Linked DNA regions of Homo sapiens: region 1 is linked to region 2. Evidence: read pairs that join two places in POLR2A ChIA-PET (ENCODE). Cell type or tissue: PC-9. All regions are shown on one strand. Each heading gives the region's core, and the rest is flanking DNA. Links, peaks and the distances in the headings are about the cores only. Region 1 overlaps RAB40C (RAB40C, member RAS oncogene family). Region 2 overlaps RAB11FIP3 (RAB11 family interacting protein 3).

Region 1 (4,380 bases), core at 302-4,301, 100 kb after region 2:
TGGGCCCAGGGAGGCCGCCTGGGTCTGGGTCTGGATCCTTCTTGGGGGAAGGTTCAGGTCTGTGCCATGCAGCTTCTGGCTCAGGTGGGTCCGCTCTGGGCAGGAAGCTGCCCAGGTGCGAGGGGGATGGACACTGGAGCTTCGTCCCATGGCAAGCTCATTTCCTTCCATTTCTACACTGAAGTGTAGTCGGTGTTGGATCTGATGTCTTCTACCTGCTGGCGGTGGGTGGGAAGGACGCCAGGGCGGGCTGGGTCGCACCCTGTCCTGGGAGTTCCCTCGGAGATGTTGGCAGCTCCCTCATGGGAGCAGAAGGGCCTGCAGGCTCCGTGCCATCCCTGTGAGAACTGGAGCAACATGGCCGTGATTCGTGGAGCAGGCAGGTGGAAGACGGGCAGGCTCAAGGATGCATTCCATGGGCCCTGCCTGCTATTGAAAGAGGAGTTGGGGCTGGTGCGGTGGTTCACGCCTGTAATCCCAGCACTTTGGGAGGCCAAGGCAGACAGATCACGAGGTCAAGAGTTGGAGACCAACCTGACCAACATGGTGAAACCCCATCTCTACGAAAAATACAAAAATTAGCCGAGCATGGTGGCGGGCGCTTATAATCCCAGCTACTTAGGAGGCTGAGGCAGGAGAATCGCTTGAACCCAGGAGGTGGAGGTTGCAGTGAGCCGAGATTGTGCCATTGCACGCCAACCTGGGCGACGAGTGAAACTCCATCTCAAAAAAAAAGGAGGAGCTGTGTGGGTGATTTACATCTACAAAAATGCCTTCTTGTCTTCCTTTTGCTTTTAAGTATTTCGTGATTTTTCTGCAATAAACATATACTATTTTGGTATTAAAAAATATGGGGCGCAGTTATGTTGGATGACAATAAAGGGTTGTTGGGGAGATACTGGAAAAGGCAGCAGGGAGGCTGAACCTGACAGGCTCCACTGCGGGCATCCCAGCCCCCCCCGACGGGCTCCACCGCGGGCATCCCAGCCCCCCCCCGACGGGCTCCACCGCGGGCATCCCAGCCCCCCCCGATGGGCTCCACCGCGGGCATCCCAGCCCCCCGCCGACGGGCTCCACCGCGGGCATCCCAGCCCCCCGCCGACGGGCTCCACCGCGGGCATCCCAGCCCCCCGCCGACGGGCTCCACCGCGGGCATCCCAGCCACCCCCCCCGACGGGCTCCACCGCAGGCATCCCAGCTCCCACACAGGGAGGTCTGTGGGACACGAGGCCAGTACAGTCGTGATTTCTGTTCAGCTGCATGAGAACTAAAAAAGAAAAAAGCAGTTCATAAGCTCTGCATTTGCCAGGCTGAGGTCCTGGAAAGCAAGCTCTGTTATCATCTCCGTGTTCTTTCCAAAGCATCTGGCACAACTGGTTATGTCTTTGTTTTGTCTTGTTAACTCTGGAAATTCTGAGCTGTCATTTTCCACATGCGAGGAGCAGGTTACAGACCCAGGTGCACATGTTGGTCCTGGGTTGAGGGTGCCAGGTGCTTCCTTGCCCCGGGAGAAGCACCTGAGTCTCCAGGCGGGCCTCTGACCGCCGTGACTGAGCATTTGGGCCACCCCGGGAGCCCAGCCCTGTCCTGTGTCTCTCCTGCCTGGTGAGCAGCGGTGAGGTGCGGGTGCATCCAGCCGAGGTGCAGAGCCCAGGTTTGCAGCAGGGTTTCTCCCGCCGCCCCTGATGAGACACAGACTAGCAAGGACTGTCTGTCCCAGCCGGGATTTGTCACTCTGCCTCCCTCCGTTAGAGAGTGGAGAGGCCTGGAAGGTCCCCGCGGCCTGGGTCTTGCAGATGGCACCAGCAAAGGCCACCGGCCACTCCCCGCTGCCGTCACCTGTCACACAGCAGCAGTCCCGCGGCTCTTCCCGCGAGGCCCTTCACGTGCCGCCGAAGGCCGGGCTCCCTAGACTTCATGGTCGTGTTTGCATATTCTGTTGCTGTGATCTGAGACGGCCCCTCTCAGAAGCGGGTGCCACAACCCGCTGGTGGGATGAGTGGGTCACCCAGGTGCAGGTCCCTTGGTGTGTGGAGGGTGGGGTAGGCTCCTTGTAACTGCAGTGTGGCTGACGGGATGTGCCATCCTGTTTAGCTGAGAATTTGGGGTCAGCGGGCTTAGTGCCAGGAAGGCTGTGGCCAAGTGCCATGTCTGCTTCAGGACAAAGGTGTGGATTTGTTTCCCTGAGAGGGGGTTTATGTGGAGCGTGGTACGGGAGGCACACGTGCTGCTGGCTTGTCGGCACACAGGTGGGCGGGTGGATGTGAGTGGGCGCGGCTTGGCAGTAGCTCCCATTTTACATGTCAGTTGCTCCTGGGCAGAGCCTGGGTGCAGGGATGCAGGAGGAGGGCTTCACTCTCGCTGGCTGTACCTTGGGAGCTTCAGCCACATGGGTGGAAGGGGCATGTGTTTGTCAAAATTCATCAAAATGTTCAAACCTCGGATCTTTGTATTTTGTGCTTTGTAAGTTACAGCTCAGTAAAAAATGATAGCAAAAAGGACACCCACTCTTAGGCCCAGCAGTTCTACTTCTGGGAATTTATCGTGTAGGTCGAGTTGATCAAAAAAAGGTGTAAACGTGCTCAGATGCATATTGCCACCGTTACCCAAGAGCTGGCGCAGTACCAGTTCACGAGCAGGCGGGGGTGCTGGGCCTGAGCTCAGGGCGTGCGGGTGGGAGCAGCGCCAAGTGCCTCCACCCCCTTGACCCCGCCCGCGAGGCATGAGCGGCACCGTGGACACGTCTGTAGACGCTGAGGAAACTGACTGTCAGGGCGGCTCCTAGAGGGGCCTAGAGCAGGGCGAGCGCGCGTCCTGACTCATCCCCTAGAGCACTCGCTCGTTCTTTTGTTTTGTTTTTTGAGACACGGTCTGGCTCTGTCGCCAGGCTGGAGTGCCGTGGCGCGATCTCGGCTCACTGCAACCTCCGCCTCCCGGGTTCACGCCATTCTCCTGCCTCAGGCTCCCGAGTAGCTAGAACTAGGTGTGCACCACCGCGTCCAGCTAATTTTTGTATTTTTAGTAGAGACGGGGTTTCACCATGTTGGCCAGGATGGTCTCCATCTCTTGACCTCGTGATCCGCCTGCCTCGGCCTCCCAAAGTGCTGGGATCGCAGGCGTGAGCCACGGCGCCTGGCCGAAGTCGCTAGTTTTTTAAAAATCAGATCAGTTTTAGAAAACAGAAGGCAGTGGAAGAGTCTGTTTGTCCCGTGCTCTGCCCCTTGAGACACGCAGCTGAGGGTGCTTAGGGTGCCGTTCGTTAGGCGGCTGCTGGTCACCGAGAGTCTCCTTTTGGTTTCTCACTCCGTGGTCATTTGGGTCCCTGCGGCCTCACTGTGACCCACGCCGGAGCAAGCCTCCGGGTCCTCCTGTGCCATCGCCCCTGCCCGTAACCCCTACTCCTCAGACATGGCCATCCCAGGAAGTGGGGGCCCGCTCAGGGCAGCAGCCGGGAGGTGTGGCCAGGGCCCCCCGCGTCACAGCACACTTGGAGCCTGAGGCAGCCCATCAGCCGGGAGGCGGGCCTTCTGCTCTCTTTCTAGAGTTTTCAGTGTCATGCGAATAGGGGTGTTTGCCACAGAAAACAGGTCAGCATCAAAAGTTACCCCTCTCCAGCCTTTTAGCATTTGTTTTATGTCCATATAAACTTCTTCAGTGTAATGTGTTGTGTGTTCATACTTTTATTTTTTAAAAATCATGCTGGGCCGGGCGCGGTGGCTCACGCCTGTCATCCCAGCACTTTGGGAGGCCGAGGTGGGCAGATCGGGAGGTCAGGAGATCAAGACCATCCTGGCTAACACGGTGAAACCCTGTCTCTACTAAAAAAAAATACAAAAAAATTAGCCGGGCATGGTGGCGGGCGCCTGTAGTCCCAGCTACTCAGGAGACTGAGGCAGGAGAATGGCGTGAACCCGGAAGCGGAGATCGTGCGGCTGCACTCCAGCCTGGGCGACAGAGTGAGACTCCGTCTCAAAAAAAAAAAAAAAAGAAATCATGCTGGGCTGGGCACAGTGGCTCACACCTCTGATCCCAGCACTTTAGGAAGTTGAGGCAGGAGGATCACTTGAGGCCAGGGGTTCAAGACCAGCCTGGGCAACATAGCAAGATCCCATCTCTAAAAAATGTTTAAAAAAACTTAGCCAGATGTGGTGGTTCACACCTGTATTCCCAGCCACTCAGGAAGCTGAGGCTCAGAATATCAGGCTGCAGTGAGCCATGATCGTGCCACTGCATGAACCCCAGCCTGGCTGACAGAGTGAGACCCTGTTTCAAAAAAAAAGAAAATGCCATCCGCAGTGCTGGGACCTGCGTTCTTACCTCACCTGGGTTGCACATCTCTCCTTGGCCAGCATGCACGCTTTTACATGCACTGCTGCTGTC
Region 2 (4,380 bases), core at 139-4,138:
GCTGGAACAGTTTAACAAACTCATAGTGACAGCCTTGGATTACAATCCAAAGCATAAAGTGCGTGAGTCCATATGACACAGATAAATTATCATCAACGAACAGAAAAGAGGGCCGGGCGCGGTGGCTCACGCCTGTAACCCCAGCACTTTGGGAGGCCGAGGCAGGTGGATCATCTGAGGTCAGGAGTTCCAGACCAGCCTGGCCAACATGGTGAAACCCTGTCTCTACTGAAAATACAAAAATTAGCCAGGCGCGGTGGCGGCCGCCCGTAATCCCAGCTATTCGGGAGGCTGAGGCAGGAGAATCACTTGAACCTGGGAGGCAGAGGTTGCACTCCAGCTTGGGCGACAAGAGCAAAACTCCATCTCAAAAATAAAATAAAATAAATAAATAGAGAAGACACAAATCTTCCTCACAGAGGAATTCCACATAATGTCCGCAGACACTCCCTCCAGGAGGCGGGGGCTGGACCCAGTGAGCGGCTTCCAGAGGACAGAGCGGGCGGGAAAGCAGGGACCTGTCAGAGTGCACACCTGGCAGGCAGACCTTGGCCAGGTGATCAGAAAGCCGTGCGGACGTCAGGACCCTGATACGGTGTGACGGGAAGGGCCCCGCACCTCTGTGGGCATCTTCCCAAAACCCATCACCCAGTCTAATTGCGAGAAAACACCAGACGGACCCAACGTGGGGGACGCTCTACAGACACCATGACAGGCCTGCTCGACACCGTCAAGGTCGGAAAACACAGGAAAGTCTGGGAGACTCACAGACCAGGGGACGGAGGAGACAAAATGCAGTGTGGGCTGGGCACGGTGGCTCACACCTGTAATCCCAGCTCTTTGGGAGGCTGAGGCTGTTGGAACCTTTAAGCTCAGAGTTGGAGACCAGCTCAGGCAACACAGCAAGACCTTGTCTCTGCAAAAAATTTAAAAATTAGCCACGTGTGGTGGGGCACACGTGTACTCCCAGCTACTTGGGAGGCTGAGGCAGGAGGATCTCCTGAGCCCGGGAGGTCGGGGCTGCAGTGAGCTGAGATTCCACCAGTGCACTCTGGGTAACAGAGCGAGACCCTCTCTCAAAAAACCAAACAAATGCAGTGTGGTTGCTGGATGGGGTCCCAGAACAGAAAGGGCACGCATGGGAAAGCCACAGTCTTCAGTTAGTGTGGTCTGCAGAGTGTCCCAATGTGGCTCTGTGACTGTGACACATAACACCACAGTGAAGAACAGTGACCACACCAAGGGAGGCCAGTGCAGGGCCCACGGGGACTACACTGTGTCTGCTACTTCTTTTTTTCTTTTTGATACAGGATCTTGGCCGGGCGCGGTGGCTCACGCCTGTAATCCCAGCACTTTGGGAGGCCGAGGCAGGTGGATCACCAGGTCAGGAAATTGAGACCATCCTGGCTAACACAGTGAAACCCCGTCTCTACTAAAAATAGAAAAAATTAGCCGGGTGTGGTGGCAGTCGCCTGTAGTCCCAGCTACTCGGGAGGCTGAGGCAGGAGAATGGCGTGAACCCGGAAGGCGAAGCTTGCAGTGAGCCGAGATGGTGCCACTGCACTCCAGCCTGGGCAACAGAGTGAGACTGTCTCAAAATAAGTAAATAAATAGATACAGGATCTTGCTTTGTCACTAGGCTGGAGCGCAGTGGCGGGATCACAGCTCACTGCAGCCTTGTACTTCCAGGATCAAGTGATCCTCCTACCTCAGCCCCTCAAGTAGCTGGAGCTACAGGCATGTGCCACTATGCTCGGCTAATTTTTGTATTTTTTTATAGAGATGGGGGTCTCACTATATTGCCCAGGCTGGTCTCAAACTCCTGGGCCCAAGCAATCCTCCCGCATTGGCCTCCCAAAGTGTTGGGATTACAGGCGTAAGCCACTGTACTCGCCTTCAACTTTTCTGTAAACCTAAAATTATTCCAAAACCCAAAGTATATTAAAAAAACCACCGTGGATGGCCGGCGGGGTGGCTCGCGCCTGTAATCACAGCACTTTGGGAGGCTGAGGCAAGCGGATCATGAGGTCAGGAGTTCGAGACCAGCCTGGCCAACATGGCGAAACCCCCTCTCTACTGAAATTACAAAAATTAGCCGGGCGTGGTGGCAGGCGCCTGTAATCCCAGCTACTCAGGAGGCTGAGGCAGGAGAATCGCTTGAACCCCGGGAGATGGAGCTTGCAGTGAGCTGAGATCACACCACTGCACTCCAGCCTGGTGACAGAGTGCGACTCTGCCTCAAGAAAAAAATAAAAAAATAATACTAAAACCTTCAAGGATTACGGAAAAGCTGTGCCCTGGAGCACATGGGTGGGCACATAAGGATTGGCCCTGGTCGTTTGGGGGCGTCTGTTGGTCACAGGGCGGCCCCAGCAGGGTTTCCCTGAGACACAGGGCACACTGGCCCTGTAGAGGCGAGCTTCCTGGAGTGAGTTTCAGCTTTGTTCTTGTGTCCCAGGCTACAGCAACTGGACGAGGAGAACAGTGAACTCCGGTCCTGCACGCCCTGTCTGAAGGCCAACATTGAGCGTCTGGAGGAGGTGAGCTGCCAACAGCCTGGAGCTGTGGCCAGTGGGGCCAGCCCATGCCCTGCCTGTGGGGCAGCTGAGGTAGCCCTGAGCTCTGTGCTGAGCGGGATACTGTGCTGTGTGTGAGGGAACGGGGCCAGCTCAGGGCCCAGGCCGCTGGAAGACACTGGACCGTGCTCCACCCACAGGAGCAGGGCCCAGAGGCTCACTCCTAGATGGACCCAGGGCTCTGAATCTGGGAATTGTCCTCCAAGGGGAAGGCATCAGCCAGCCACTTATGCCCCAACCACTGCCGACGTGGAGGCAGAGGCTACACATGGGGCTCCCACACCCCAGCTTGTCACTGCGAGACCTCCCTGCCCCCACCTCACCAGGTGTGCTCTGGGAAGCTCCCAGGAAGGATATTCTCAGAGCACTTGGGCCCTGACTCCCATGAACCAGAGGAGCCCGGCTGGAGGTGCCCACAGCCACTGAGTCAGGTCCTGTCCACACAAAGGTCCTTCCTGCCCCTCGTGAGAAACGGCCCTCGTGGCCTGCGTGTGCGCCTCTACCCAGAAGCAGGTGGCCTTGACCTCCACTGAGAGGCAGGAAGGCTCAGACCCAGCCCTGTCGCGCTCCAAGCACGGGCGCCACCGCGTTGCTGTTGGGAGACTCAGAGATTGGAGGGACAGACGGCCGGGGCAAGCTGCATGCACAGGTAGGTGCGTGACCCGCATCCAGGGCAGGTGTCCACCCCTGCAGGAGAAGCAGAAGCTGTTGGATGAGATAGAGTCGCTGACGCTGCGGCTCAGTGAAGAGCAGGAGAACAAGAGGAGAATGGGGGACAGGCTGAGTCACGAGAGGCACCAGTTCCAGAGGGACAAGGAGGCCACCCAGGAGGTGAGCACCCACCCTGCCCCACGCCCAGTCCTGCGCCCAGCCTGCCCCACGGGGAGCCTTTGTTTCCTGAGACGCTAGCTCTTGGCTGTGCTGCTTTGGGCATAGCCGCTGGTGTGTGTCGTCCTCCCGAGAGACGGCCAGATCAACCCTGAGGTTCTACAGCCAAGTGATGGCTGACGGTGGCCCCTGGGAGCCCAGGCCCCCCGGCTCACTGCACGGTTGCCCTGCAGCTGATCGAGGACCTCCGAAAGCAGCTGGAGCACCTGCAGCTCCTCAAGCTGGAGGCCGAGCAGCGGCGGGGCCGCAGCAGCAGCATGGGCCTGCAGGAGTACCACAGCCGCGCCCGGGAGAGCGAGCTGGAGCAGGAGGTCCGCAGGCTGAAGCAGGTGGGCAGGCCTGGGCCTCCCTCCCTCACACTCCTGCAGAAGCTTCCACAAGACTGGTTGGGAAGGGGGGGCCGTGGAGGGTCAGCATCTGAGCTGGAGGCCTTTTTCCCCGGGCAGTCCTTGTCCCTGCTCAGCCACCAGCAGGGGCCACAGCCCAGTAGTGATGTTGCTGTGCCTTCAGGACAACCGCAACCTGAAGGAGCAGAACGAGGAGCTGAACGGGCAGATCATTACCCTCAGCATCCAGGGCGCCAAGAGCCTCTTCTCCACAGCCTTCTCTGAGTCCCTGGCTGCAGAGATCAGCTCCGTCTCCCGAGATGAGGTAACACATCCCGTGTCTGCACGGTGTGGCCTGGGGTCCACAGTCTGCACTGTCTGTGCGCTGTGGTTTATGCGCTGTGGCCTGTGGCCCATGCGCCTCAGCTCTGACCACCTGCTTGCCCTACAGCTCATGGAGGCGATTCAGAAGCAGGAGGAGATCAACTTCCGCCTGCAGGACTACATCGACAGGATCATCGTGGCCATCATGGAGACCAACCCGTCCATCCTGGAGGTCAAGTAGAGGCAGGAAGGTCCAGCCTGAGCTG

The links. ChIA-PET counts read pairs that join two places held together with the same protein. Peaks named below come from ENCODE experiments on the same cell type or tissue, not always from the same donor. Only the 100,000 strongest peaks of a DNase experiment are listed, where the experiment ranks them.
Region 1: POLR2A ChIA-PET joins it to region 2 with 11 read pairs; 12 of 35 experiments call an interaction of 5 or more read pairs at or near these places.

The regions. Positions count from the first base shown.
Region 1 is chr16:619,666-624,045 of GRCh38, forward strand. All of the region lies in intron 3 of RAB40C (RAB40C, member RAS oncogene family), which reads left to right. Among named protein-coding and RNA genes, the nearest start is that of WFIKKN1, 9.1 kb to the right of the region's middle. RefSeq lists an enhancer at 2,036-2,789. In PC-9, for the core only: no CTCF peak of the experiment used is centred there; a DNase peak (open chromatin) is centred at 2,726.
Region 2 is chr16:516,485-520,864 of GRCh38, forward strand. It overlaps RAB11FIP3 (RAB11 family interacting protein 3), which reads left to right. Exons shown (of 14, transcript NM_014700.4): 10 at 2,459-2,540; 11 at 3,270-3,407; 12 at 3,638-3,793; 13 at 3,975-4,115; 14 at 4,242-4,380. The coding sequence ends at 4,355. Among named protein-coding and RNA genes, the nearest start is that of LINC00235, 8.7 kb to the right of the region's middle. In PC-9, for the core only: no CTCF peak of the experiment used is centred there; no DNase peak of the experiment used is centred there.